Regions from separate parts of the Homo sapiens genome. Here region 2 is linked to region 1. The links are chromatin loops, found by intact Hi-C in ENCODE. Cell type or tissue: heart right ventricle. All regions are shown on one strand. Each heading gives the region's core, and the rest is flanking DNA. Links, peaks and the distances in the headings are about the cores only. Region 1 overlaps LOC105373592 (a long non-coding RNA gene). Region 2 has its middle 41 kb from the start of LINC01823.

Region 1 (15,835 bases), core at 3,648-11,647:
AATACAAAAAAAAAAAAAAATTATGCCACTGCACTCCAGCCTGGGCAACAGAGTGAGACTCCCTCTCAAAAAAAAAAAAAAAGTAGCATGACAGACGCAGCTAATGCTCCTTCATGGAACCTGGCATAGTCTCATCACTTTCTATCTCACCTTAGAGGTAAGCTGCATCCTGAGCTTGGTGCTTACCAGCCATGTGTGTCTTCCATGTGCACTAGTATCTGTGTATAACAGACAACACATACTATTGCTTTGCAGCTTACAATGTTGCTGCAAACGAATGGTATCACATATCACACTAGCCATATCCTCCTGAACCTCGTTTTGTCCCTTCAGCCCTGTTGTTGGGATTTCCATATATGAATAGCTTTCCATGTATGAATGAAATAAAGATGAGGTATACCTCAAGCCATTTAGCCATTCTCCTGGTGATGGACCTTTAGGATGTTTGTACCATCTTTGATATTGTAAGCCAAGCTTCTGGGAATATTATTGTCCAGACATCTTGTTGTGTGTGTTAGTGAGAGCTTCTCTACTGAATATTCCTAGAAAGGGAATTGCTTTCTGGTTATCAGCTTCTCAGGGTACAACAGCTACTTTTTAGGTGAGTTTTTGCTTCTCCACATTCTCACCAACACTCAGAATTATCAGGGATTTTCCCACTCTCTTTGCTGTAAAATGGTGTCTTATTGTTTGAATTTAAGTTTTCCCAATTCCTTGTGAGGCTGATATCTTTCCCTGTTTCTGGCCATTTGTTTTCCTCTTCTGGGACTTATCTGTATTTCTCGTTTTTGCCTAGTTTTTATTTTAATTGTGTTTTTTTCCTAAAAAATGTTTTTTCCTTCAGTTATTGCCTTTGTTTTTTGATGCTGTTTATGATGTTTTTTGTTACAAGAAAGTTTAAAAAGTTTAATGTGTTATGTTTACCAAAATTCTCCTATGTGGGTTATGCTTTTTGTGATTTCTTTACAAAGGCTTCTCTACGTAGGAGTTAAAAAGATAGCCTATTTTTCTCATAAAAGTTTAAAATTTGCCTTTCTCCATTTAGGCCTTGTGAAATAAAACTAAAATAAGACTCCAAGCTCTCTGTGATTAATAGAGACAGGCTCCCTGTGAATAATAGAGACGCTTCCAGTTTAAAAGCAGAACCAGGCAGCGATGCGGGCTGATGAAGAATGGTCACATGTCCTTGGTTCTCAGAAAAACCAGCTCCTGACAAACATTTTGCTTTATATCCCCGAGCCAGAACAGTTCCTATAACCAGAGCCAAAATAAACTGCTTCCAGAACATTCTCTTCCCCACTCCAATCCAGTTGTTTGAAAGAAACTTCTGGTTTTAGGGTTGGAAACTACTCAATCAGAGCTCGAATATTTGGTTCCATCTGAACTGAACAAGTTTGAATCCTTTTTAGAACAAATGGACCTGATTGAGAACCTGGGCAAGAACATTCACTCCCTTTGCTCTTCAGCGAGCACACTTTCACTCGTACTGAAGTCTGAGCCTCCCTAATCTGCAGATTGCTTTCAGGAAGGAAAGCTCTCTTTTCCCTCTGCAGATCTCATGGTATTTTGTTAACAGTCTTTAATTCTTCTGGGGTTATTTTTGTGGGCTGTTAGAGATGAGAATCTGATTTTATTCTCTTCCATTTAAGTTATCAAATGTCCTAGCACCATTTATTGAACAATCTGTCTTTTCCTTAGTGGTTTGCAAAGATGCCTCTGTCATTTGTTAAGTCTACGCACACGCTTGCCTGCCTCCTCCACCGGGTTACAGCTGAAGAAACTGAGTCCTGGAAGAGGTGAGCAGGTTGCTCAATGCCCTGCAGCTGTGGCAGCCTTTCCAAACCACACCACAGGGAAGAGGAAGTGCTCTCTGCTGGGATTTTCTTCTCATCTTTCTCTTCTTTCCTCCCTTCCTTCCTGCTGTCTCTTGTCTTTCTTCCTGCTCCCTTTTTCCCTTGTATTTCTTTTTTATCGCAGATAGGCTTATGTTTCAGCTTCAAGTCCTGTTTTTGTGCATGACGCAGCCATCAGAACACAGCTATTCTTCAAGCAAATGTTTTATCAAAAATATGGCTAGGTATATCACATTTCCTTTTCCTGAGCATGGGCTGGCTGGGCTGACCTCTTTTCCATTTAGAAGAGACAGATAGTTGGGGCTATTAAAATCTACAGCACTTTTCTTTGGCTCCTGGTGATTCATGGCTACTAATCCCTGTGGATATGTTTTTATTTTCTTGGATATATTGGATGTGCAGGTGGTATATATTGAAAAAGCCTGTTGTTTATTGACATGAGCCCAGTAAAGACTCTGATTAATCTAAAAAATAAATAGAGAAAAGTGGAAGGTCACACTCTGGATCAAGAGCTCCAATTATATCCTTGATCCCTGAGTTATTTATTTCCAGTTGAGAGAAATCCTCCCTGTGGAGGCGTCAGGAGATAGATGAAGATTATTAACAGGCGAATGTGTGCGGGACTCCTTTTCCAACCCTTTCCTATCCTTGCTGGCCAAATGTGCCTTCTCTAACTCACCATTTTGGGGACACATCTAGCATTTTCTTTTATAATTCTCTTGTCTTCAGTTGTTTTCAATGGCTTGGAGATATTCTGTCCTTTCCCTACAGCCCTGAGGCACCCGGAGGGTTGCCTTTTTAGGTTTGCCTGTGACTCGGAAGGGTTGGATGTGCCTGGTGAGGTTCCCCCAGGGAATTTAGGACAGTTTCTCAGCTGCCCACATCCATGGAGTCCTTTCCTGGGGGATGTTCAGGATGGTGGCACATGGGTCTTGGGGTGTGTGGCATCAGCAAGAGAGCCGTCCTGACTGTGGGTGGGTGGGTGGGTGGGTCTCATATGGGGCTGCACCCGTGCATTTGAGGATGGACTGCTGGAGCGAACATGAGAAAGGAAGTTGTATTTTGAGACTGAGGTTGGGTGACTGAGTCAGACTCACGCCCTTCCTCAGTCTTGCACTCAGGCTCTGTCACGGGGGTCCTGCTGCTCACTGCCCCTCCTTCACTAGCGGAGTTCAGGACGAGCATCTGCTTTTGTCTAGACAATGGAAGGAACTTTCTTGTAAATTTCCCTGGCTCTTTTCTCCCCTCCTGGCTACTCACCCTCAGCCCTGGCTGTCCTAGGGGACTTCCAAAAACACCAAATGCATCATGCTGCTTCCTTGGTTAAAACTCTTCCTGAAAGGGCTCACCTTTCAAATTGGAGATGACCTGGACATTGTGCACATCAGTTCTGTTTACATCCTGTGACCTGAACTTCTGTCAGAGGGAGGCTGGGAAGTGTGGCGCTCACCTGTGCTGACTTATGCCCACTGACAAGGCTGTAACCGGAAGACAGCCAGGGTAGATTTGGTGGTTAACTATCTGCCTCCACCATTGCAGAGGACTCTTTGACATTTGGTGGTGCCCCCATGGAAAGCCTTCCTCTCTTTCCCATCTCAATGTCACTTCCTCCATGAAGCCTTCCCTGGTTTCTCCCAGTTAGTTGCCTTTGCCACCCTCCCCTCAGCACCCTTGTGTTAGCAACCAGGTTCATTTCTGCCTACATGAAACAAGCCAATCACTGTGGTGATGATTTTTTTTTTTTCAAAAGAGAAAAGATTTTATTCTCAAGGCTGCCATGTGAGGAGACAGTTGAACAAATCTCAAATCCACCTCCCTGAAAATCGGGTGTGGGGGTAATTATAGGAGAGAAATTGTGGTTGTCTGAAGTGTGGGGAAAGGTGATTGGTGGGAAAGAGAGGTGAGGTAATAAGGGTTTTTGCACAAGCATAATGGTGCTACATGGCTCTTCATAGGACACATGTGCAGAAAATAAGTGTGTTAGCATGATTGGAGGGTGGAACTTTTGGCCTTCTGACATAGAAGCCTCTTTGGGTACCTATGCAGGCCCAGTTGAAGAGTTTGTGGTCCCAGCCGGCTTGAACTAAACAAGAGCTGACCGCTAGTTCCCAAAAAACAACCTGAAGCAACTGTTACTATCGTGAAGCACAGTCAGAGATGTTATTTATAAGGAAGCTAGTGGGAGTTTTAAGATCGACTAGAAATAAGCCATTACCCTAAAACTTAAAGTATAATAATAATAAAATTAAAAAAAAAAAGCAGGCAGGAAGGTTAAGTTTGGCAACTTAATCAGATTAGCCTCCAGTTTCAGTGGCATCCCTCCTTTGAGCACAAATTGTTTGTGCTGGAGTCCTTTGTTTCTTGTCTTTTGTCCCAAGTGCACAGCGGCTTACCTTTTTCATCTTTGCATGTCCCGTGCAGAGCATAGGGCAGGATGCAAAATAGGGCATGTGTCCTATAAGAGCCATGTAGCTCCATTATGCTTGTGCGAAATCCCCTATTAGCTCACTTTTCCTTCCCACCAGTCGCCTTTCCCCACGCTTCAGAATGAATGATAGGTAACTGCAATCTTGGGGGCCCCTTAGTGGTCTTTATATCAAAATATGTTTTTTTTAAAGAATTTTTAAAAACGATTTTAAAAACATCAAAGAAAGACTTGTGAAAGGCAGTCTTTATTACTACTGTTTGTCTTTCTCTAGTGCAGGGCTTCTGAAATCTCACCCAGGGAATATGTGAGAAATAGCTATGGGGCTGTACCCCAGACATTCCCTTGAGTGGGTGTGAGGTGAGGGCCTGGGGCCCCTGTGGTGCAGCCAGTCCTCAAAGAGAGATGAGGTTGCAGGAGCCCGAGGGAAAATGAACTATAGAGGGATCTTTGTGCTCCTTCCATTTAGAGATCAGGATGGGGGCCAAACTGGTGTCTGCCTTCCTTCTCTCTCTACTTTCCTTTTTCTGCCCCTCTCCCAGTGATGACTTTCATTATCCTCAGTAGCTCAGGGCTGAGAAATTCTAATCAGAAATGCATCCACTGTAGCCTGCAGCTTCCTAATTCTATCCAGCCTCCATGAATACAATCTGTGGTGATTATGTTTGATGAATTGCTGATACCTTTGTGATCCTGGATGTGGCATCCCCTGTGGGAGTTGAGCCTATCCCCCGGCTCTCGGCCTCCAGGCATTGGGCTCTGGGAAAGTTGTGGCTCCCAGCCAGCAGCTGCATCTCACCTGGGGCTTCTGGAGGAACTGCTCAGAGCTTCAAGGACCCTGTGGTCAGGCTCCTCTTTATACTGCTACTTCAAAGTGACAGAATACTGGCTGGCCACTGTGCCTTTCTGAAAAGGGGTGTAAAAAGAGGATAAGCTCCTTAGATTTTCCTGTGACCTTCCTCAAACCCATCACTGGCACTTCCAGGGAAAATGGATGATTTTAATGATAAAATATGCACAGGAAGGCATGGTAAAAAGCCAGCCTGCTGGAATAGAAAGTCATTGTTTTCCTGGACTCCAGTCAACTTGTAGGGGTCAGAAACTCTAAGGCTGCAGTGGCCAGAGAGGTAAAATACATGAATGAATTTGAGATATTGGGAAGCAGCAGGGACTGTGGCAAAGTAGCAAGTGTCTAAAGAGCATTCACATTCATCGTCTAAGAAAATACGGTGTTGCATATACAAAAATCAACTCAAGAAGGATTAAAGACTTAAATGTAAAACCCAAAACTATAAAAACCCTGGAAGACAACCTAGGCAATACAATTCAGGACATAGGCACAGGAAAAGATTTCATAATGAAGGCACCAAAAGCAATTGCAACAAAAGCAAAAATTGACAAATGGGAGCTAACTAAACTAAAGAGCTTCTGCATAGCAAAAGAAACTATCAACAGAGTAAACAGACAGCCTAAGGAATGGGAGAAAATTTTTGCAAACTATGCACCTGACAAAGGTCTAATATCAAGCATCTATAAGAAATTTAAACAAATTTGCACCAGGGTCTGCTTTTAGCACTGTATGAATATTAACCTCTTTAAACTTATGAAGTGGGTTTTATGATTATGGTCCCCATTTTACAGGTGAGGAAACTAAGGCTCAGGGAGGTTAAGAACCTTGCTGAGTGTTACCCAGCTGGTAAGGAGAAGATCTAGGATCTACATGCAGACAAATGAGCCCCAGAGCTCTTGTTCTTAACTCTCCATATTACCTCCCTAACTTTTCTGATGTCACACAGCTACTGAATAGTAGATCTGGGATAAAAGCCAGGTGAGTCCCATTCCAGACCCTGAACTGGGAGTCCTAGGTACACTTTGCCACCCCCAAGGGGAAAGACTCGTCAGGTCGAGTGTAAAAAGGTGTCTTTTTAAAATAAGAGATTCAGTTTCGAATGTTTGTTTAATGCAAACTAGGCAGATAGTGCAGCTAAAACCAGAAAGAAATAAGACCAGACCACAGCAAGTAACATGCATAAAAGGAGGAGTGTGTGGCTCTGGGCAAACCAGGAGTTGGGTGGGTACAGGTGGGGCAGGTAGCAGGATCCTACTAGGATTTGGAGCAAAGACAGAGCCATGGCAGTTGGAGTCCACATATGTTCCTTCTGAAAACAGGCATTATTTAGTATGTTGATTATGCACTGTGTTAAAGTAGAGTGTATTAACAGAAACTTCGGCGTACAGCAAGGCCAACAGATCGAATTGCCATTGAAAAGACTGTTTGTTATTCACAGTTCCCAAGAGGAGGGGGCACCCCATGCCAAGGGGCCACACTAGTTTTAGAACTGCCTCACTCTGGAAGGGGAAGTCCCTCCAGGGTAAGCAAGGGCCCCAATGTCAAAGCATCAAGAATATAGAAAACAAAAGACAAGGTCAGTACACCGACCTTGGTCTGACTTCTCTCCAGGGCATAGTATTACTGCCTACTTTGGGCCTTAACCTATTTGCAATTCATTTTTTTCTGGACATTTTGCTGCAAAGGCTGAGCATATCATGAGACTCCTCCCTCATGTGATTCTTGGGCTCAGCATGGGCTGGCTGCATGGTGAAGGGACATGTGACTTTGCTTCACCCATGCCCAGATGCATTACTGTGCACCCCCGGCCTCTCCTGGTGTCTCGGTGCCCAGGGACTGGAGCCGGGCCAAGGGCAGGTCGTCATTCTGTTGTGGGGAACAAGCACTGCCCATTGGAGTCCACACCAAGGCAGGCACCATTCACTCTGTAGGTTTGTGTATTTATTATAATAAGCTTCCAGCAGATGGCAGTAAAGCGTCGTGATCTAACAAAGTCTATTAGGACGATGTTTCTGACAAACAGAAAGTGCCTGTAGGGTGCACTCTGCTCCGAAAGGGTCCACGCCCAGTGGCCCAGCAGTCCGGTCTCAGAGGCCACCGTGCATTATCCCACTCTGCAGGGTCTGCAGCTACACCTCTGTTATCCAGGAAGAGATGGCTTCTCTGCTTAGCCCCAAGGCAACGTTCCCTGCGGTTTTACAGCAGCCTCCCTTTGGACTCTGCTATCTGAGCCCTGGGAGGGAGCACTGAGGTCCTGGAAGGTCACAGGGGGGTGCCACATACTTCAAGGGGAGTGTCACATACTTCAAGGGGAGTGCCACATACTTCAAGGGGGGCAGCACTTGAAGTCTGAGGTCCTGACAGCCAGGGGGAGAGGGAGGACTCTGGAACCTGACAGGCATAGCAGGTATGAGGTGATGGCTTAATGAGTCCTGCACCAGGGAGGGACCAGGCCTCTAATGGATTAGATCCAACTACTTGGACACTTAATGAAAGGGGGGACAAGGAATGCGTGGCCTTGTCCTGTGCTCTTTTCTGCCAGGGGTGTTGCTGACGTGGAGGGGGTGGTGATGGAGCCAGGCCAGAGCCCCCTGGCTCTTGCTGTGCCCCGGCCTAGGGCAGGGCCATTGGTGTTGTAACATCAGGCTCTGGGTCCCTCTTGGGGAGGAGCTGTCTTTGGGAAAAGTCTTGAAACACCACTGAGAAAGAGGGTGCTAGAGGGGTCTCAGGTCACAAAAAGGATGTTAAACTGCTTTTAATGAGACAATGAGGACGATTTGTTTTATATCCTTTGAAAGAGGAGAGGTGAGGAAGGAGGCCGGAGGAAGAGGAGGGAGTAGCAGGCAAGATGGGGAAACCTGGAGTTCCAGCCAGTGCGGGTGCTGTCCGGACAATGGCCTCTGGGCGCGGGTCAGCGAGAGGGAACAGGAATGCCTGACACCTGATTCGGAGTTGACTGGGCTGCATGCTGTGGGAGCCGGCCCCATGGACACCCCTCCCCTCGTCTTCAGTGAAGTTTACTTGCCAAAGTTTCACATGAAAGTTTTGTGTTATGTGCTGTGTGTGTACGTGTGTGTGTGTGTGTGTGTGAGAGAGAGAGAGAGAGAGAACTGGGGAAAGCCTCAGTTCACATCTGGACCAGTTGATGTGGCACAGAATAGAGGAGGCATGAGTGGAAGACAGCCCAGAAGCTGCCTGGGCCGTGCCCCTGGAAGTCCCTCGGGATTCTGCAAAATCCTGGTGAAGGCTCCACACACTGGAATTAGGGATTTTATTCACTTTTACCCAGATGTCGAGAGTTTGGGTTGTTCCAGTAGATATCGGAGTCACACTGATAGCTATGTACGTGGAAGGGCTTTTGGAGGCCCTCCTGATCTGTCAAGGTGTCTGTACACATGCAATGTTCCTGAGCCGAGCAAATATGAAAGATGGTCCACCCCATGCCCCCAACAAAAGTGTCCTATCAGTTAGAAGAGTTTACTGCTATCATTGTCTCTTCAGCCACAATGACACTGAGGAGAAGCATTCAAGTAGATTCAATTCTTTAATAGATACACTTTTTAAGAAATGAATTTTGAATGGCTTTATATTCGCTCATTCATTCACTGACTGATTCCATGTATTAGCACCTAATGTGTGCTGAGAACTGGCCTAGGCACTGGGGAGCCATGGAGAAGGTGGCTGCCCTTAAGCAGATTTCAGGATGTAGGGGTGGGGTTGATCAGAGTAACAAGAATATAGCAGCTCAGGGTCACATTTTTAGCAGCTACTTTTAATTTGCTTGACAATCTAATTTGCTTGACAAACTGTGTCAGGAAAGTCCCTGGGTAGAAATTACTTCGTGCTAGAGAAAATACAGGCCTGTTTTCCAGCACGGGTCTGATGTGCTTATCAAGTTTCTGTTGAGAGCAGGAAGAGAGGCAATAGGATCAGGGTGGGCCCGACCCAAAGTAATCCTTGGAGGAGAGTCTCAGGGCAGTGTGGCCTTACCCACTCTGCTTTTCTGTTACTGAGATTGTATGCATTCTTAGTTTCATGCTGGCTCTATAAAGGCATTGCAAAATTGTTCTTAAAACCAGAGGATAAAATTGCTTTGGAGAGCTCTCATTTTGGTCTCCTGGTGGGTTGTAAGTAAATACATTCTTGGAAACTGAGCAATGAAACTCTGTTGTATCAGGCCAAGAGGACGAGGCAGCAGCAAAACTTATGCTGCTTTGGGTGCCCAGCCGTCTGTGGTCTACAGGGAGGTGCCATCTTGGGTGCCAACAACTGGGGAATTCACACATCTGGTGCAGAGTAAGGGCTCAGCACGTGCCTGGTAAAGGAACAGAAAAAGGATTGATACACAGTGCCACACACCACACCCTTCCATTTAAAAACTTAAGTATAATCCACCCTTTTTAGTATACAGTTCTGAGAATTAAAAAAACAAAAACAAACAAACAAAAACACTGCATAGTTGTATAACCACAATCAGAATAAGGAATTCTTCTGTAGCCCCTAAAGTTCTTCCAGCTCCCAACAAACACTGATATATTTGATATCCTTATATTTTTGACCTTGCAAAAATGTCATATAAATGGAATTATACAGTATGTAGCCTTCTGGGTCTGACATTATTCACTTAGCATAATGCATCTGGCATTCACCCATGTCGTGTGTGTTAGTGGTTTGCTCCTTTTTCATTGTTGTGTAGTGTTCCATTGCATGGTTGTAGCATAGTTTGTTTATTAATCAGTTGAGGAAACTTTGGGTTGCTTTCAGTTTTGGGTGATTACGGAAAAGTTGCCATAAATGTTCATGTACAGGTGCTTGTACAGACATAGGTTTTAATTTCCCTTGGGTAAATAGCTAGAAGTGGGATTTCTGGTTGGTATGATATGTTTAACATTGTAAGAAACTGCCATATCATATATTCTAAAGCATATAATTTTGCATTTGCATCAGCTGTGTGTAGGAGTTCCATTTGCTCTGCATCCTTGTTAGCACTTGGGATTTTCCGTTAAGCAACAACAACAATTAGCTATTCTAACAGGTGTGTAGTGGTATCTAATTATTTTAATTTATACTTCCGTAAGGATGAATGATAATGGGCATATTTTTATGTGCTTATTTTCCACTGGTACATCTTGGCTAAAGTGACTGTATAAATCTTTTGCCCATTTGTGGCTGGTTTGTTTTCTTATTCAGATTTGAGAGCTCTTTATGTATTCTGGATACAAGTCCTTTATCAGCTACATGCATTGCAAATATTTTCCCTCAGTTTTTGGCTTTTTTTTTTGTTCTTTTAACAATGTTTTTCAAAGAATAGAAGTTCTTAGTTTTGATGAAATTCAATTTATCAAACACTTCTTTTATGAACAGTACTTTTGGTGTCATGTCTCAGAATTCTTTGCCTAATCCCAGGTGTATTAGTCCATTTTCACACTCCTATAAAGACATACCTGAGACCAGATAATTTATAGAGAAAGAAGGTTTAATTCACCCACAGTTCTGCGTGGCTGGGGTGGCCTCAGGAAACTTACAATCATGGCAGATGACAAAGGAAAGCCAGCATTTTCTTCACAAGGTGCAGGGAGAGACAGAGAGAGAGAGGGGGAGAGAGAGAGAGAGCGAGCGCAAAGGAGGAACTGCTAAGCACTTATAGAACCATCAAGATCTCATGAGAACTCATTCACTGTCATGAGAACAGTATGGGAGAACCACCCCCATGATGCAGTCACCTCCCATCAGGTCCCTTCCTCAATATGTAGGGATTACAATTCGAGATGAGATTTGGGTGGGGACACAAAACCAAACCATATTACCAGGTCATGAAGATTTTCTTCTGTGTGTGTGTTTATTTAAAGTTTTATAGTTTATATTTATAATCTATTTTTAGTTAATTTTTATGTAGGGTGTGAAGTTCAAGTCAACGTTCATTTGCATATGAATGTCCACTCGTTCCAATATTATTTGTTAAAAAAATTATCCTTTCTTCCTCCAATGAATTGTCTTTGCACCATTGTCAATTTACCATATTTGTGTGGGTCTGTTTCTGAACTCTTCATTTTGTTTCATTGACCCATGTGTTTATTTCTTCACTAATACCATGCTGTCTTGATTATTGTAGTTTTATAATAGGTTATGAAATTGGGGAGTTTGAGTCTTGAAAGTTTATTTTTTTTTCAAAATTATTCTGGCTATTCTAGTTTCTTTGGCTTTTCATATAAATTTTAGAATCAGGTTGTCTGTATTATAAAATATCGGGCTTGGAGTTTTACAGAAATTGCATTAAATCAATAGATAATTTGGGAAGAATTGACATCTTTACTACACTGAGTCTTCCAATCCATGAACACTGTATGTCTTTCCATTTATTTAGGGTCTCTTTAACTTATTTCATCAGCATTTTATAGTTTTCAGTCTATAAATCCTGTAATTTTTGTTAGATATATTCCCAAATATTTTCTTAGAGTTGTTGTAAATGGTATTATTTTTATTTTTTGTTTTCAGACATATAATTAATTTTAAAATGTTGACCTTTTATCCTGTGACCTTGCTAAACTCACTTATTATCCTTAGTCCTAAACTCACTATTAGCCTCATTTATAACCCTTAGACCCTACCCCTACTTTTTTTTGATTCCTTGGAATTTTCTGTGTGAACACTCATGTTATATATGAAAATGGATAGTTTTGTTTCTTCTTTTTTAATCTGTATACTTTTTCCCTCAATCATCTTAATATTCTGGCTTTAACTTCTAGTACAATTTTGAATAAGAGTGAAGAGAGTGGACATTTTTACCTTGTTGCCAGTTTTAGGATGAAAGCATCCTGTCTTTTACCATTATGTTTGACATTTACTATAGGTTTGTTGTGGATGCCTTTTATTAAGTTGAGGTAGAGCTCTCTTTTATTCCTAGTGAGTTGAGAGTTTTTGTAATGAAAGGATATTAAATTTTGGCAAATGCCTTTTCTGTATCAATTTATATGATTATGAAGTTTTTCTTTTTTAGATTGTTAATGTGGTATATTATATTGATTGATTGATTTTTGAATGTTGAATCAGACTTGTGCTCCTGGAATAAACCCCACTTGGCCATAATTATTATTCTTTTTGTATATTGTTAGATTCAACTTGCTAAAATTTTGCTGTAGATTTTTGCATCTGTGTTTATGAGGGTTACTGGTCTGTTACTTTATTTTCTTGTACTGCTTTTGGCTTTGTAGCTAAGCTAATGCTGGACTCATAAAATGAGTCAAACTCTATGCTAGAAGAGATTGGTGTTATTTCTTCTTTAAATGTTTGGTAGAATTTTCAGTGAAGCCATCTGGCCTGGAGATTTCTTTTCCAGGAGGTTTTAAAGTATGAATTTAATTTATTTAATAGTTATAGGACTACACAGGTTATCTGTTTTATTTTAAATGAATTGATTTATTTTGGTTTTCAAAGAGTTGGTTCATTTCCATTGTCAAATTTTCTTGCATAGAACTGTTTATGGTATTGCTTTATTACATACATATATATATATATAGATATGTATTTTTTTTTTTTTTTGGAGACAGAATCTTGCTGTGTCCCCCACGCTGGAGTGCAGTGGCATGATCTCAGCTCACTGCAATCTCTGCCTTCTGGGTTCAAGTGATTCTCATGCCTCAGCCTCCTGAGTAGCTGGGATTACAGGTGCCTGCCATCACGCTCAGCTAATTTTTGTATTTTTAGTAGAGACGAGGTTTCGCCATGTTGGCCAGGCTGGTCTCGAACTCCTGACCTCAGGAGATCCGCCCACCTCGACCTCCCAAAGAGCTGGGATTGCACGTGTGAGCCACTGTGCCTGACCATTGTATTATATTTTTAATTTCTGTGGCATCTGTAGTGATATTCCCTTTTTCAATCCTTATACTAGTAATATGTATCTTTCTTCTCTTTTTCTTTTTCTTACTAGAGGTGTACTCATTTTTGATCTTTTCAAAAAAGTTAACTCTTATTTTAATAGATTTTTTCTATCATTTTTTCTGTTTTCAATTTCATTGTTTTCTGCTCTTATCTTTGTTATTTCTTTCCTTCACATGCTTAGGCTCTATTTTGTTCTTCTTTTTCTAGTTTTTTAAAGTGGAGGCTTAGATGATTAATTTGAGGCATTTCTTCCCTTTTAATGTAAGCATACCATACTCTAAGTTACCCATAAGTATTGCTTCAGCTGCATCTGACAAAATTTGAGAATTCAGATCTGCATTTTCATTCAGTTTAAAAGATTTTCTAATTCACCTTATGACTTCCTCTTTAACCCATGGACTATTCAGATGTGTGGTTTTCAATTTCCAAATGTTTGAAGATTTTTTTGGTTATCTATTATTGTTTCTGGTTTAATTCCATTATGGTCAGACAGCATTCTATGTATGATTTTATTTTATTTTATTTTATTTTATTTTATTTTATTTTATTTTATTTTATTTTATTTTATTTTATTTTTTGAGACGGAGTCTCCCTCTGTCGCCAGGGTGGACTGCAGTGGCGTGATCTCTGCTCACTGCGACCTCTGCCTCCCAGGTTCAAGTGATTCTCCTTCCTCAGCCTCCTGAGTAGCTGGGACTGCAGGCGCACACCACTATGCCTGGCTAATTTTTGTGTTTTTAGTAGAGCTGAGGTTTCACCATGTTGGCCAGAATGGTCTCTATCTCTTGACCTCGTGATCCTCCCATCTCGGCCTTCCAAAGTGCTGGGATTACAGGCGTGAGCCACCACTCTCGGCCTATATGATTTTAATTCTTTAAAATTTGTTAAAATTCGTTTTATGACTAATACATATGATATGTATTAGTGTATTCGAGGAGAATGTATATTCTGTTGCTATTGGATTAAATGTTCTACTTATAGCAATTAGATCCAATTGGTTAAAGCTATTGTTTAGTTCTCCTATATATTTGATGATTGTCTATGTACTAGTTGTATTGATTATTGAGAAAAAAAGACTACTGAAGGTTCTGTAAAGGACAGACACTAGGATGGTACCCAATGATCCCTGTGTACTGTTCACCCTCTCATATAATTCTCTCCCCTTGAGTATGAGTGGGACCTGTGATTTACTTCTAACCACTAGGATATGGCAAAGGTGACAGATGTAACTTCCGAGATTATGTTACATTATATGAGTCCATCTTCCAAGAAGATGTGCTCCAGGAATTTCATTTGCTGACCTTGAAGGAGTAAATAGTTGTGTTGAGAGGCCCATGGGGCCGGAAACAGGGTAGTTTCTAGGAGTTGAGGGAAGTATCCACCCGACAAGCAGCAAGAGTCTGGGGCTCCCAGCCCTATAGCCATAGGGAAATGATTTCTGCCAAAAACCTGAGGGAGCTTAATAGCAGAAGCTTTCATAGTCAAATTTCCAGATGAGAAATCAGCCCTGGCCCACACCTTGATTGCAGCCTTATAAGACCCTAAGCAGAAGATCCAGATAAGTTGTACCCAGACCCCACCCACAGAAGCTGTGCAATGATTGATGTGCTGTGTTTTCAGCCTGTGAATTTGTGATAATTTGTTACGCAGGAGTAGAAGCCAATATGACTTCAACTTTAATTGTGGATTTGTTTCTTTTTTTAGTTCTGTCGGTTTTTGCTTCATGTATTCTGAAGCTCTGTTGTTAGGAGCTTATTCACTTAGGATAGTTACGTCTTCTTGATGAATTGGACCTTTTATCATTATGTAATGTGTCTCTTTATTTATGATAATTTTCTGTGCTCTGAAGTATGTTTTGATGATATAGGCATTTCCTTCCTTCCTTCCTTCCTTTTTATTTTTTTTGACAGAGTCTCACTCTTTTGCCCAGGCTGGAGTCCAGTGGTGTGATCTCGGCTCACTGCAATCTCTGCCTCCCAGGTTCAAGCAATTCTCCTACCTCAGCCTCTGAGTAGCTGGGATTACAGGCATGGGTCACCAGGCCTGGCTGATTTTTGTATTTTTAGTAGAGATAGGGATTTCACTGTGTTAGTCAGGCTGGTCTCGAACTCCTGACCTCAAGTTTCTGCCCGCTTCGGCCTCCCAAAGTGCTAGGATTACAGGTGTGAGCCACTGTGCCCAGCCCCAACTTTCTTTTTATTAGTTTTTGCATGAAATGTCTTTTTCTATTGTTCTACTTTTAACTTACCTATCTCATTATATTTGAAGTCAGTTTGCTAATTCCTAACTAAGACCATTTACATTTAATGTAATTATTGATATGTTTGGATTTAGCTCTACCATTTGATTTGTTTTCTGTTTGTTACCTCTATTTTCTGTTCCTTTGTATGCCCTTTCCTGACTTCTTTGGCTTAATTGAATACTTTTTAATATTCCAAAATATAAATAAATAAGTTTATTTATTTTAGTGCTTGTTCTAGGGATTACAATATATATATATCCTTAGCTTTTCACATTTAAGATTTACTCTGTAAAGTAATTCTGATTACTTTATATTGACTACGGATTAGGTTGATTACTTAGAATTAATGTTTACTATGTTTTACAATCAAGTAAAATCATCAATCTTACCACCATATAACTCCGTTTATACTCCTTTTGTGTTACAATAGTGCTATGTATTGCATCTACTTACATTGAAAATCCATCAGATAATACTATAATTTTTATTTCAACCTTCGAACATATTTTTAAAACTCAAGAGGGAAAAATAGCCTACTATATTGATATGGTTTGGCTGTGTCCCACCCAAATCTCATCTTGAATTCC
Region 2 (15,835 bases), core at 3,956-11,955, 140 kb before region 1:
ACTTTCCACTTCAAGTCTAAGCTAAAATTTCTTTGTCATCCACCTGAGTTGGTGAGAATTTTTTCTTTTCTGGTTTGTACTTTTGTTCTTCATCAGACCCACTCCCTGTAAGCATCAATCCCCAATCCCCCGGGAGTTGCGAGCTCATGCCCCTTCCTGAATCCATCCTCCTGGCCAGGTTTCACAGCAGAAGCTCAAGGATTTTCTTGGCCCCTGGGGAGTTCTATTTCCTTCTTTCAGGGCTCTGTCAAGATTGAAAAGGCTGCTTACTATATTTACCCAGCATTTCATGGTGTTTGTGCTAGAAGATGGTGTTCTCTGATCAAAATTTCAGAAAAGGTGTTGTTCTGAGTAGCCACAATATAAGCACAGAGATGGGTCCCTTTTTCAGTTTGGGATATCTTTCCCTTCTTTGGTTAGCAGAGCGTTGTTCTTGGTTCTGACCAGGAAGCCTTGGGCATTAGGTACTCCTTAGCAGAACAGATGTGACCATGTATGAAGCCACCAAGTGTGAAATAGTCTCCCTGATAGAAGAGACCATGCCATGGGACTTCCTTCCACAGGACGTTTTATTATCAGCTGGCCCACCATCTTCAGTCTATTCTCAGCTTCCGTCTTCCTCCCCTTCTCATTGCCTCACTGTGGGGCATTTTGCTATATTTTCATTACCACCTTTGAGGGATATCAGCCCTCCTGGGGAGCCCTATATTTCTCATGAATAACTTCTGGTAATGAGGGTAGAGAGAGAAGGTTGATTATTTAAAAAAATAGAAAAAAACAGCATAAACTGCTGCATCTGAAGATTGTCCCTCACCTAACCCTACTTCTCACTGAATCCTTCTGGGGCATCCAGGCAGAAATAATTCTATCTATAAGTAACTACAGATAAAATTGTTAGACACTAACATAGCATTTGTGAATTAATTAAACCGGTGTAGGTATCAGGATGTCTGACTCTGTGTCAGGCACTGTGCTAGTGCTGCATAAGACAGACAGGATATACAAAAGAAATTATTCTGAGGCTTGTTAAAATGGCAAGGAATATTTTCTTCAAGGCTATGATAATATGGGAGGGAGATGGAACTCAACTCCAAATACAGCAGGGACAAATGGGGATTTGTAGGCCATGGGCAGGGTGAGGGAGTGGAGGGAAGATCACTAAGACCTTTGATCAAGTCTCAAGGGTGGAGGAGGAGGAGCTCATTTGGCCAAGTTGGGGAGGGTTTCAATAACCTAGCTCAGCAAGATTCTCCGCCAAAACCGGATTCGGTTATGAGGCTTGGACAAAGCCTGCTTGAAAAGAGGGCCAGAGGAGGCCGACTGAAGTTTGGGCAAGGAGGGAGTCCTTGTCATGGGTCCCTGATCTCATGGAGGTGTGAGCCATGGGATGCAAAAGGTGGGCCTGGCACCACCTTGAAATCCCTGCTGTAGCTTTGTTAGGGATGCCCTGACACTAGGTCCTGGGGTCCTCACTGTGGGGCATTTTGCTATATTTTCATTACCTCCTCATAGGGATATCAGCCCTCCTGGGGAGCCCTATATTTCTCATGAATAACTTCTGGTAATGAGGGTAGAGAGAGAAGGTTATTAGAAAAAAAAAAATAGAATAAAACAGCATAAACTGCTACATCTGCAGATTGTCCCTCACCTAACCCTACTTCTCACTGAATCCTTCTGGGGCATCCTGAAGTCTCACCAGTCACTTGAGGGCAAGCCATATGTTTTCTTGGATCTGGAAGCCTTTAGCATCATCCTCACTTGGTCTTCCATGGACTCCCAGGGGAAGCTTTACCATTCATTACTTGTCAGTTGCTGACTTAGTCCCCACACACTCCAGATGCCCAGAAAAAACACCTGCATTTTTCTTCCCAAGGCAACCAACATCTGTCCCAGCCCTGTCTGTTGCAGGAAGCAGCCTGTTTACTCCCTGTAGCAGGGTAGGAAAGAGTATGTTACAGCTGGCTGTCCCTCGGTGCCAGTCCAGGGCCACACTTCACACACATCACTGGCACCTCCTCTTTGCAAAGGTGCCCAAGGTCCAACTACAATACCTTGGTTATCTGGGGTAGGAGCATGTGCACTGTTAGCCATTCACACTTCAAGTAGAAAGAGTGACCTCTATTAGCTTAGAGGAAAGTCATGCTGAGAGAGTAGGAGAGCTGAATGCAGCAAAAGTCAAAGGTTAAGAGAGTCCTGGAGTGAGTGCAAGGGTGTGTGCACCTGTGGGCACACACATACACCCAGCCGTAGAGGTGGGACGCAGCAGGCCTGCATTACCCTTCCGGGATGTGTGGTGAGAGGATGGGGAGTGATTTTATTTGTTCAGCAAACATGGGAGCACCTGCTCTTCATTAGGGACTGTGCTGGGTGCTGCAGTCAGGAGGAGGAGGAGGAGGACATGGTCACGAGATATACAGGAGCAGGAGCAGGGGACAGTTGGAGGGACAGACAAGGAGAGACATGGTGTGCTGGCAGAGATTGCACAGGAAGTGGTGGGAGGGGACAATTGTACCTGAAGGGTGGGGCCAAGAGGGGCTCAGCCTCTGAACGAGTATTCAAGCTATGCAGTGTTTGCCAGGCAGGTGGAGATGCAAGTGGGAAGGGCATTTGAATGGAGGGAACAGCATGAGCAAAGTGCAGCTGTGGGGCTCACTCTGGGAACCGTAAGTAGCTTTTTGTAGGCAGGGAGACCTTTGGGCGTGAAGGGTAGAGATGGGAGACAAAGCTAGAGAGGCCCAGGAACTTGGAAACTGTGTCAAGTAATTTCAGATTTAATCACGCGGGAAACAGGGACCAGGAATCCGGCAGCTCCGAAGCTTGGTTCAGGATTCTGTCCCAGGGGCACAAGCTGGCTCATCTTGAAGCCTCTGTCCCCTCTCTCCACTTCTAGCACAGGGCCACTGACTTCTTTTCTAGAGCCACAAGTATTTCCCAGACTCTGAGCAGGAGCTGCACGCTGATAGGGAATGCGAATGAGTCCTTAGTTACCACCCACATCCCAGAGATGGAGCTAAGCCACTGAAATAACAAGCTGTTTCTCCCTTTGGCTCTTTCTGAAGACTGTGCACTACCCAGGGCCATTCCTGCCATTACTCACAGAGCAAAAAGCTGCTGGGGATAAATGAACTGCACCTCTAACCTCGGTCTGGCTCTGCACCCAAATTTCCCTGCAACTCCCCCAGATCACTGTCTTTCTGAAATGGGGGCCTTTTGCAGCTCCTCACCTGATGGATGGTGTGGGCAGAGAGGGAGCTGCGGCCTTGGAGTCCAGGTTCCTTGGCCTGTCCCGTGGCCTTTGTATTTGCCCTTGATATTTATGATGCTGCCAATTACCCTGATCCATTCAATTACCCAGAGCAGCAGTCACTGAACCTCCCCAGGCTGTGAGATGCTTGGAAAGCCACAGATATGATGACCACAGGACAGGGGAATATCAATTTTGCTTCCCCACAGTGTCCCCTCTGCCTAAATTTCTATCCTAGTGTTATAGCAAGAATAATGCCTGGAGTGGTGATTCTCAAGCTGGGGTGATTTTGTACCCCAGGGGACTTCAGCAATGTCTGGAGACATTTGGGGTTAATAAAACCTGGGGGCTGATACTATTGGTATATAAAGGGTAGAAGCCAAGGATGCTGCTAGACATCCTGCAATGCACAGGACAGCCCTGACAACAAAGAACTATACAGTACAAAATGTCAGTAGTGCTGAGGTTGAGAAGCCCTGATCTAGAGCACTGTGGGATACTCCACTTGTATAAAATTCCCTTTTTTTTTTTTTTTTTTGAGTCTTGCTCTGTCACCAGGCTTTAGTGCAGTGTCGTGATCTCGGCTCACTGCAACCTCCACCTCCCGGGTTCAAGCCAGTCGTCTGCCTCAGCCTCCTGAGTAGCTGGGACTACAGGCGTGTGCCACCATGCCCAGCTAATTTTTTATATTTTTAGTAGAGATGGGGTTTCACCATGTTGGCCAGGCTGGTTTCAAACTCCTGACCTCAAGTGATCCATCCACCTCGGCCTCCCAAACTGCTAGGATTACAGGCATGAGCCACTGTGCCGGGCCTAAAATTCTTTTCAATGGCCTTCTGAGCAGTCTCTCTAGTGCTTCTTATTCTTTTCTCTTGGAAGGGCCTTTCAATCCTAGTTCATCTGGCAAACTTCCATGCATCCTTCAAAACCCATCTCAGGTTCACCTTTTTTTTTTTTTTTTTTTTTTTTTGAGGAAGGCATCCCTGGCCTTCCAGAACCTGACTATGAGAGTTAATGATTCCCTTCTCTGTCCTACTTCTGTACTTGCACAGATTTTGAATGCAGATGCTTTTAAGCTACCAGTACTTCATCTCTATGTCTGTCTCCCCTATTCTCTTTGAAGAGAGGGATCCTCAGGTCCCAAGTCCTTGGGAGAATAGCTGAGGAGCTCACCACATTCAGGAACCAAAGTTAAAAAAATATTGGCTGGGCGCAGTGGCTCATGCCTGTAATCCTAGCACTTTGGGAGGCCGAGGTGGGTGGATTACTTGAGGTCAGGAGTTTGAAACCAGCCTGACCAACATGGTAAAACCCTGTCTCTACTAAAAATACAAAAATTAGCTGGGTGTGGTGGCAGGCGCCTGTAATCCCAGCTACTCGGGAGGCTGAGGCAGGAGAATCGCTTTAATCTGGGAGGTGGAGGTTGCAGCGAACTGAGATTGTGTCACTCCACTCCAGCCTGGGTGATAGAGCAAGACTCCATCTCAAAAAAAAAAAAAGTTAGAAAAATATTAAAAACATGAATGAAATTCTTTCTAAATTGAATTACATAAACCTCAGTCTTTCTAAACAGATTCTCTTTACTGGGTTTCCAGCTCCAAGGGCCTCACACAGTAATTACTTAAACATTTGTTAAACTGAGTTGATAATGAAAAGGAGAGAGGGTTTTACAACATGCAAATGGTCAGCAAATGGAAGAATCCCTGATGAGCACCGAGGATTTTCATTACTTGTTAAGGATTTGAGGTTTGGGTCTTTTCGTGTTGGTTTTATAACTTTTCTTGGTCAGATGAACTGTAGATTTGGAAGGTGTGTGTGTGTGTGTGTGTGTGTTTGTGTGTGTGTGTGTGTGGTGAAATGGTAAATGGTGCCAAGTGGCTCCTTCTTGGAAACGAATGACTCATTTCTCTTTTTTCATGCCAAGCAGGTGCAGAGAAAATGTTCACCCTGAAGAAATAAGCAATCCTAAATATAGGCTTGCTTAATGAGGGATGAATATTGCTAAGTAAAGAAGGCTGTGTTTTAGATTCCATCATTCCTGAAGCTCCAGCACTCCTCCACGAGGGCTCGGCAGGGATATGAGGCTTCTCGGGGGAAGGGGGATGATTTTCATTCCGCTTAACTATTTCCGAGCCATAGCTGAAGTGAGCTTTGCCTCCGCACCTGTTTCTGCGGTATGAATTGATTCACACGAGCGCGACAAAGGGGAATGATGTCAGTAATATGTGTGGCTCATTCACCTTCGTTTTGAAGTTTGACGTCATGTGGCGGTGGGTGAAGCAAGCTTTCTCCCAATGAAAGAAGAAGCCTCAGGGATAGAGGAAAACCTTAGGAAAAAAAGCTCAAAATCCTTTGCCCCAGTGGAAGCAGAAGGGCTTCCTTTGAGTGGCACCCAGAGTGTGCTGGGGCAGGCTCATACGCGCTCGTGGGAGATGATTATTAAATGCTCAGGAATTTTGCAAGCCAGTTGTTAAACTCAGCCATTATTAAAAATTAAATTATATAAGCTTCAATGATATAAACTCTATTTTAATTTTTTCTTGTCTTCTTTTCTTTTTTTCTGAGACAGTCTCTTTCTGTCGCTCAGGCTAAGTGCAGTGGTGCAATCACGGTTTACTGCAGCCTTGACCTCCCAGGCTCAAGCGATTCTCCCACCTCAGCCTCTGGAATAGCTGGGACTGCAGGCTTGCACCATCATGTCTGGCTAGTTTTTGATTTTTTATAGAGATGGGGTCTCACTATATTGTTCAGGCTGGTCTTAGAACTCCTGGGCTCAATCTCTCAAAGAGGTGGGATTTCAGGTGTGAGCCACTATGCCTGGCCTAAATTATATTTTAAAAAGATAACAAATACTCAAAGCTCATCACTTCCCCATTATTTTGCTACCATATAGTGAATGCCCTGGAGGTTATTTCCATTTACTGTGGCTGGGTGGTTACAGAAATACTGTGTGTGCTACTGTGCATCTCTCCCCAGTTTTGTGTTCCAGTATGTCATTGGTAGCATCCTGTAAATGGGAGTATTTACACCACAGAAATTGGCAAACATACAACTTGGGGCTTTTCTCTCTTTTCCAGAGAGCCAGTTTGTAAAGCTTTACCAGTATATCACTGTGTAGACCCATGGGGCATGTGGAGGCCGGGAGGGTGCAGTGGGGGAGGGAGTCCTGAGGACCCAGATTTGGCAGAATGACTTCTGGGAGTGGCCTTTCAAGGCGGGTGAGAGGGCACCACTTTCAGTAGCCAATGTTAAAAAAGAAATGAAGAATATTTTCATGGAAAGCTTTCTGGTGTGGTGACATAAACCCTTGTCTTCCTATACAGGATACACCAGGTGTAACGTAATCCTTTCTCAATGACCCAGGGACATCATTGTGAACCCCATGGGTGTGGTGAGTGGTGCTAGTGAAGGGGGATTCTGAGGTTTGGGAACTCCAGGAGGGCAGAGTTCTGCTGCGTCACCACCAGCCTCCTAGGGATTAGCACAGTGCTTGGCACATAGTAGGCACTTAGGGACTGTTTGCTGGAAGAAGGCGTCATGTTGGGTGTTTTATCCGCATACAAAGTGGCTCTGCACTACTGTGTGGCCTTTTTTCTTCTTCTCTTTTAGAGACAGGGTCTTGTTCTGTCACCCAGGCTGGAGTGTAGTGGTGTGATCAGGGCTCATTGCAACCTTGAAATCCTGGGCTGAAGCGATCCTTCTGCCTTAGCCTCCTGAGTAGCTAGGACAACAGAGGCACACCATCATGCCTGGCTAATTTAAATAATTTTTTTTTTTTCCGTAGATACAAGATCTGGCTACGTTTCTCAGGCTGATCTTGAACTCCTGGTCTTGAGCTATCCTCCTTCACTGCCCCACCAAAGTGCTGGGATTACAGACATGAACCACCTTGCTCAGCCTTTAAATTTTTTTTTCAAAATTTTATTTTAATTAATTATATTTATTTTTAAAGAGATGGAATCTCGCTCTGTTATCCAGGCTAGAGTGCCGTGGTGTGATCATAGCTGACTGCAGCCTTGAACTCTTGGGCTGAAGCAGTCTTCCTCTGCAGCCTCCACTATGTGGTTGTGGTCTTTGATGAGGTGCTGGGCTAAATGGCAGCAGGAATGAAAAAGGGACACATTTGAGAAAGATTTAGAGAGTAAGATAGACAGGACTTAGGTGATGGATTAGATATGGAAGGTGAAAAGTGGAAGATGAGTATTAATTTTGTATTTTTTAATTAAAAAATCTCAAACATACAGTAATGAGACTGGTGTAATTAAATCTATCACCTCGACTTAATCATTTTTTACCATATTTGCCTCATCTTCTTTATTGAAGTATTTAGAGTAAATTAGAATCATGTTGACATTTCAACTCTAAATACAATAGTACCCCCCTTATCCTCTGGGGATATGTTTCCAGATGCCCAGTGGATGCCTGAAACCACTGATAGTACCAAACCCTATATACACTATGCTTCTTCCTATGCAGTAATGAGGGCAGAGGTGGGGAGGGGAGGGTAGTGTTTACAGCGTGGATATGGTGGACAAAGGGATGATTCACATCCCAGGTGGATGGAGCAGGACAGCATGAGATTTCATCATGCTACTCAGAACAGTGTGCAATTTAGAACTTGGGAATTGTTGACTCCTAAAATTCCAATTTCCATTGTAGACCACAGTTGATTGTGGGTAATTGAAATGGAGGAAAGTGAAACCTCTGATAAGAGGGGACTACTTTAATTAAGCCTACATCCCTGACATCTCCAGTGTCACCAACACCAGTTCATGGGATCATTTTCCCCATTATCCCCAAAATATATTTTACAGACTTTGTTCAAGGGTTTCTGTATTTTAGGTTTTGCGGGTCAAGAGACAAAATCACAGGAGGCTAAAGATTTTTACATTTTACATTTACAAATCTAAAAATCATTCTTAGGGCTGGGCATGGTGGGTCACGCTTGTAACCCCAGCACTTTGAGACGCCGAGGTGGGCGGATCACCTGAGGTGAGGAGTTCAAGACCAGCCTGGTCAACATGGTGAAACTTCATCTCTACTAAAAATACAAAAGTTAGCTGGGCTTGGTGGCATGGGCCTGTAATCCCAGCTACTCAGGAGGCTGAGGCAGGAGAATCGCTTGAACCTGGGAGGTGGAGGTTGCAGTGAGCTGAGACTGCGCCACTGCACTCCAGCCTGGGCGACAGAGTGAGACTCTGTCTCAAAAAAAAAAATTTCTTAGCTCATGGACCACACAAAAACTGTTGGTGGGCTGATCTTAGCTTCCCGAGCCCTGATTTGCTGACCCCTGCCTTAACACTTGCCTGGGATAAAGTGGGAACCTTTCCTGGCTCCTTCCTCTTCCCCGTCTGGCTTCCCTTACTCCCTGACAGGTTTTCCCCAGGAGCACGCCTTCATAATTCACTTGTTCACAAATTCTCATCTCAGAGTCTGCTTCTGGGAAACGTGACCCACCAGACGGCCTGATGCTGCTGGACTCTTGCGCTGGAGCTTGATGGGAGGCAGCTGAGAGCAGGGCCGAGACCACTCCCTCCGAGTCCCTGGCAGACCGAGGAGCTGGATCCTGCTTGCCTGCAGGCTCCACGGAGAGTGGGTGGATGGGTGTGACTGGCTGGGACCTCAGTCTCCAGCCCAAGCCAGAGATGTTGTCATCAGACAGATGTGGAGAGAGGCCCATAGTTAGGCTTCGGTTGGGAGATATGGTGAATTTCCTGAGGGACCCTGTGTCTCTTAATTGGAAGAGCATGAGGCTAGGAGAGGGCTGCAGCCTCCTGGGCAGTCATGCAAGGGCAGCTGTTCTCTCTCCCACCCATCCCCAGAGGGATGAACATTGGGAAGGGGAGAGAAGGTTAACAAATCAGCCCTGCCCCAGGCCCCCGACCAACTCCAAGGCCCATGAACCTGGCCTATGCTGGAGGAGGGGTGGACAGGGAGTGCTTTGAATAGAAAATGAGATTGAAGCTGTAAAATGAACAGGACTGAGCCTTAAAAACCAGAATGAGATTTCTTTAATTAACTGAAATGACCACAAAATTATGGAATCCAACTGTGATGTCATTAAGGGAGCTGCTCCCCCATGGGAAGTGGTGGTGGGGTTGTGTGTGAGCCCAGCTGGTGGCGGATACTGAGAAAAGGAAAGCTTCCTGTGCACACCCCAGTGCACAGATGAAGAAGGAAGAATGAAATGGAGCTCCGGTGCAAAGTGGCATGCAGATTTCTCCAAACTGGGACAGTTAGCGGCTCCAGTGACATCGTTAGAAGTTACAGGGAAGGACAGAGAGATGCTGTGGGAAAATGGAGATGAATGATGAAGATCTGGAGAAAACAGATGTGGAAGGAAACAGATGCAGCCAGGACGATGAGCTTCTCCTCGAAGCTGCCTGAAAAATGATGGTTTCTATGGGATCCAGGAGGAGGGGTGGAATAGTGTGGCTTAGAAAGTTAGGGAAATTGAAATGAAGGTGAAGTTCCACCGTCATCCATCACGCCAGCGCGGTGTGGGACCCCTGCCTCCCTAAGCCGGTTTATTAATGATCCAGGACAGAGAGCCCAACAGTGCCTTTGTTAAAGTCACAAATGATCCTGAGCTGGGAAGCCTTGGGAACCACGGTGGGGAGGACTGACAAATTAATACCCAAATTAGGAGGTTGAAAATATATGCGTAGCAAAGAAAAGAAACTTTCCCTGGGAAAAAGAAAACCCAGTAGATACTGAATGACTGACTCTGTGCCTACTTAAGAGAAGAAAATTCCCCTAGCTGAATTCAGTTCTTTAAAAAGTTTGTGTGGTTTTAAAAACTGCTACTAAGTTTTTTTCAAAAATTGATTTTTTCTAAAAATCAATCTAGTGCTCTTTTTCCCCTCCCCTAAATCAGTGCACGTAGACACTCAACTCATCAAATACAGTACTGGAAAGGAGCGTTATTAACAATGACCTGGGTTCCAAGCCTTCATAAAATCATAGACTGGAACTAACCCATTTTAGATATGAGGGGCCTTGGGGATTATGAGCTTCCATTCTTCATTGCACAGATGAGGCACGGAGGCCATGAGCTTGAGTGGCAGTGCAGGCCCGGCCCTGTCAGACACTCCCACTGCCTCTCCAGTGTGCTGCTCCTCCTACACCCCACATCATGCCACTCCACTCTGCACTTATTGGGAGCTCACTTTAAGGGAGGTCATAGGGTAGTTCCTAGGGAACATGAAGGGGACACTGCTTGTGACATCAAATGCATGTTTTTTTTTTTTGACGGATACTTGCTTTGTCACCCAGGCTGGAGTGCAGTGGTGCAATCTCGGCTCACTGCAACCTCTGCCTTCCGGGTTCAAGCGATTCTCCCACCTCAGCCCCCTAAGTAGCTGGGATTACAGGCACCTGCCACCATGCCCAGCTAATTTTTGTATTTTTAGTAGAGACAGGGTTTCACCATGTTGGACCAAGCTGGTCTAGAACTCCTGACCTCAGGTAATCCGCCCACCTCAGCCTCCCAAAGGGTTGGGATTACAGGCGTGAGTCACTGCGCCCGGCTTAAACTTTTTTTAAATGAAAAGTTTCAAAGAGACACAAAAGTAGAGACTAGGCTGGTGAACTTTCGCTTACCCATCCTCTGGCTTCAATAGTTACCGAAATATGTTCAGTCTTGTTTAATTTTACACTCTGTCACTACTGCTATAGTTAATGCAAGTCTAAGATCTCAGATTATTTTTTCCCCATAAATAATTCAGTATGAATTTATAATATGATTGAATAAATTTATAATTATACATACTGAAATTATAAATTGTTAACAGAATTAACACCTAATAATTCCACCCAAAAGAATTGAAAGCAATTTATCAAAGAGAAATTTGTATACTTATGTTCATAACAGCATTGTTCACAATAGCCAAGTGTCCATCAACAAATGAATTGATAAACAAATGTATTATACACATACAATGAAATATTATTCAACCTTAAAAGGGAAATAAATTCTGACACATGCTACAATGTGGATGAACTTTGAGGACATAATGCTATGTGAAATAAGCCAATCACAAAATGACAAATGCCATATGATTTCACTTAGATGAGGTACCTAGAGTTGTCAAATTTAGAGTCAGAAGGAATAGAGGTGACCAGGGGAAGAGGGAATGAAGAGCTATTATTTAGTGGGTATTAAGCTTAAATTTTTTTTTTTTTTTTTTTTTTTTGAGATGGAGTCTCACTCTGTCACCCAGGCTGGAGTGCAGTGGTGCAATCTCAGCTCACTGCAACCTCTGCCTCCCAGATTCAAGCGATTCTCCTGTCTCAGCCTCCCAAGTAGCTGGGATTACAGGTGCACCACCATGCCTGGCTAATTTTTGTAATTTTAGTAGATACAGGGTTTCACCATATTGGTCAGGCAGGTTTCACCATATTGGTCAGGCTGGTATCAAACTCCTGACCTCAGGTGATCCACCCGCCTCAGCCTCCCAAAATGCTGGGATTATAGGCATGTGCCACTGCGCCCAGCTGAGTTTAAATTTTAAAAAACGAAGTGTTCAGAAAATGGATGGTGGTGTTGGCTGCACAACAATGTCAACGTCCTTAACACTACGGAACTGTTCACTTAGCAATGGTTAAGATGGTAAATTTTATGTAATGTGTACTTTGCCACAACTAACAATAAAATCAGATACAATTAAAAATATATTTAAAAAACCAAGGCAATCTGAATAAAATATTGACTTTAGTTAATAAAAAGTTATTAATAATCTGATTACCATCAAATATCCAGCCAGAATTCAAACTTCCTTCATGGCCTCACAAATGTCTTTTCACAGTTAGTCTCTTTGAAGCTGGAGTGAAACCAGGTCCCCACATTGCACTTGGAATCTTTAGAATAAGTTCTTAGAAGTGAAATGGCTAGCTAAAAGTATACACATATTTTAAAGAATTTGGCTGCATATTACAAAATTGCCCTTCATAAATTATGTATCATTAAGCTCCTGTGTTCACTTTTTTTAAAAGCTGAACTTTTGAAATTATTTCTGGAGAGACTCCCTCCCTGAGCTGGACATTCGTTCTTATGGGTCCTCATATTCTTGCCGGCTTCTGCGCCCACCTCCATCTACCTTCTTGGTTGTTCCTCTCAATTTTTCACTGTCAAGTTATAACTCAAACTGGAAATGTGTGCAAGAATGTTCCCAGCTCACCAAAACCCCACCTCCCCTTCACTCTCTCTGGGTCTCACCGGCTGCCAGACACCTCTCCACACGCCTCTGCCTCCTCCTCCCCTCCTCCCCTTCTGTTTCTCTGACCCATGGCAGCTTGCAGGTGTGGGTGGGGAGATGGAAAGTATGGCTGGTGGGGTGTTGGGGGGTGGGGGAGTGGGGTATGGCTTTAAAACAAGGGTTGCAGGAGGAGCAGAAACAGCTTTGAGGGGCTCTGAGGCGACAACCACCTGCTCAAATAGACATTTCTGTACCTTTAATGTCTTCGCCTTTGTGACTTTGACATCATAGTCTTCCTTGGGTTGTTAGCTTTAGAGCCCCATAAAAATGGTTGAGAGATGGAGCCACGAGAGAGGGAGGCAGATAACGTTTATTGAGCATGTGTTAGGTGCAGGGATGGCACTTGCCATCTCATCTCATCCATTCAAAACCCTAGGAGGTGGACATCACTTCCTGATGAGGAAACCAAGGCACAGAGAGGGTGAACAAGCCAGCTGGTTTAGGGGCTCCTGGTGTGCCTCGAAGCCCTCCCTGCCCCAGGGGTCTCTCCAGTCTGGGTTGGGTGACTGCTCTGGGTGAAAAATGACAGGTTTACTGGCGGGGGTGGTGAGGTGGAGGTGGCGGGAAGCAAAGTCAGCAAACAACTCAGTCTGCAAACCAAAGAGACAAAACGAAACAACACATGATTACAGAATTCATAAGCCCTTGAACTTTTCCTGAACTCTCCCAAAATTTCCTTTTAAAAATACTTTCAGGACAGAAATTAAACAAAAATTTGGAATCTTTTTTTACTTTAGCAAAATAGGAAAAAAGAATTTTTCCTCTGGAGCCAGGAGGCAATTGACAAGGTTTAGGAGGGAGCTCTCTTTAGAAGGGAATGTCTTCTGGCCCTGCTTTCTCACTCTGAGCCCAGAGGGGAGACCTGATTCAGGGGATTAAGCAGTCAAACGTGAGTCCTCGAGGTGCAGCTGGGGAGGAAGAGGAGGCCAGAATAAATCTTATTTTCATTGGCCAAATCTCCAGTGATCTAATTATAGCGGGAAGATATACTGAATGCCAGACCAAAGGAAAAGGCACGAAGCCTGCCTGAGTGTCAGCAATGTTGTTATCTGTGTTGCTGGGATTTGCAGAAGACCTGGTTAGAATCGACTCCAGACTGCTTGAAATGCAGGGCTGTTCTCATCTCAGCCATCCTGGAGCTTCTTTGGCTGAGCGCGTGCTTACAGGACTATGAGTGTGTGTGTCTTCCATGCGCTCATGTGAGGCGGCATTCCTCATTTCTGATACTGACAGGGTCTGTAACATCCGGCACAAAAACGAGAATGATCAAGGGAGGAGAGCCAAAAGCCTGTGATCTGAGTTCAGGCGGCAAGCATGAAGCTGCTTCGGTTTTAGGAGGTTGTGGCTGATGGGGGAAACAATTGAGAATTATAAACTCACAAACATGAGTTTGTTCACGAGATCTGGGGGGTGAGACAGAGAGGGTCTCTATGAAGCTGGAAACAGCTGGAACTTTAGAATGAGGGAAAAAAGAGGTTCTTCGCCTAATTGGGATGGATTTGTTAGGAATAAAAACATAGAAGATAGATCTATGGTTTTGTAGCTCTTCTTCCTGAACTTGGTGAAAGCAAACACCGATTATTTTTAGTACTACTTGTGTCCAGGTGGGCCTGTTTTATTTCTCTCCATCCTGAAGCCTGGAGGTGGGTGAAGTGGACCCAGGTAGCTTGTAGCTAGTCTAAATGACAGTGAGCTTCAAGGGGATCTATATGTCCTTCCCACTAGACTGTGAACTCGTCAAAGGCAAGGACCACCACTTCTTTTTCATCTCTCTGTCTCAGTCCTTGGTATATAGCAGTTGCTGCAAAACGATGACCGAGAGGCTCTTCATTGTGTGGCTGACTGTTTCATTCTGGTTGCAGCAAAGAAGACTCAGATAGGGAAGGAGGTAGAGATGCTCATCAACTTGCAGGGAGTGGCTGATGTCTTCAAGGGCTTATGGTAAAGTTGAGTGGCAAGTATAGACGTAGCCTTGTCTGATAAGAGGTGCTGGTGCCTGCCCAGGGAACAGGCAGCACAGCAGGGCTTAGCAGAGTTCTATCTTCAGCTGTTTGTGATGAACTCAGGCTTCCTGGCCCAGCTGCAAGTGCTTAGTCAGCTGCCTCTAAAGCACTGCTATTGCTACCTTATTAACAGCTGTATGCTACAAAGGAGGGCCTTCAAATTGAATTGCAGTGACCTGATGCTCCAGTTGTTGCAGGTGCGACTGGCTAGGGCTGGCATCGTGGGTGGTAAAAGAATTTACTAAGACAGTTGTAGTTAAAAAAAAGGCAGGTTTATTAGAGAAAGTATGAAAATATGTTACAAGAGTGCAATGGGCAGTACAGCAGAGAAGGGGCTGTCTGCCAAGAGGCAGGGGCTGGAAGGATGTTTTATAAGTTCGTGCTGAAGAGGCTACATGCAGAAGGAGGTATTTGGGAAAAGAATGTTGTGCCAGTGGATTGTATGTAATCAGCCATCTCCCATCTCTCAGAACATTGTTCTCCCCTACCTGGGGGCCCTTCCTCATTGTTGCATACTAATGAGGACTCCACACCAGTTACTGTTACTGTGTAACAGAAATCCCAAACCTGGTGATGTAAAGCCACTGCTGCTTTATTATGCTCTCAGATTCTGCAGGTCGGGAGCTTAAAGGGAGCACTGCCAGGACTGCTTGACTTTGCTCCATGATGTCTTGGACCTCAGCTAGGAAGACTCAAATGACTGGGGTCTGAAATCATCCAGAGGCTTCTTCACTTCTTTGACACATGGGCTCTCTGAACTGCTTGACTTCCTGATGGCACCAGGGTAGTTGGACTTTTTACATCTCCTTTTTACAACTCCTTTTTAACAGAGGAGTTGTACTAGTCAGGGTTCTGCAGAGAAGCAGAACATATATACGCACATACACTCATATGTCGCCTAAGGACATTTTGTTCAATGATGGACTGTGTATGTGACAGTGCTCCCATAAGGTTATAATGGAGCTGAAAAATTTCTATCACCTGGTGACATCATAGCCATCATAACATCATAGCATAGCACATTACTCATGTGTTTGTGGAGACACTGAAGTAAATGCTTGCTGCACTGCCTGTCATATAAAAGTCTAGCCATACAATTATGTACAGAACATAACATTTGATAATGATAATAAATGACTGTTACTGCTTTATGTATTTACTATATTTTAAATTGCTATTTTACAGTGTACTCCTCCTACTTATAAAAAAAGTTAACCATAAAACAGACTCAGGCAGGTCAGTCAGGAGGTATTCAAAAGAAGGCATTGTTGGCTGGGCACAGTGGTTCATGCCTGTAATCCCAGCACTTTGGGAGGCCGAGGCGGGCAGAT

What was found. Peaks named below come from ENCODE experiments on the same cell type or tissue, not always from the same donor. Only the 100,000 strongest peaks of a DNase experiment are listed, where the experiment ranks them.
Region 2: it touches region 1 in a loop (2.5-fold over the local background); 3 of 110 quality-filtered maps call a loop at or near these places.

The regions. Positions count from the first base shown.
Region 1 is chr2:121,968,122-121,983,956 of GRCh38, forward strand. The region is part of intron 2 of LOC105373592 (a long non-coding RNA gene); the gene reads left to right. Among named protein-coding and RNA genes, the nearest start is that of LINC01823, 190 kb to the left of the region's middle. RefSeq lists an enhancer at 7,936-8,443. In heart right ventricle, for the core only: a CTCF peak has its summit at 7,096 (motif pointing right); a DNase peak (open chromatin) is centred at 7,090; H3K4me3 peaks cover 433 bases; H3K27me3 peaks cover 409 bases.
Region 2 is chr2:121,823,221-121,839,055 of GRCh38, forward strand. No RefSeq gene overlaps it. Among named protein-coding and RNA genes, the nearest start is that of LINC01823, 41 kb to the left of the region's middle. In heart right ventricle, for the core only: no CTCF peak of the experiment used is centred there; DNase peaks (open chromatin) are centred at 8,811, 9,315 and 9,724; H3K27ac peaks cover 2,521 bases.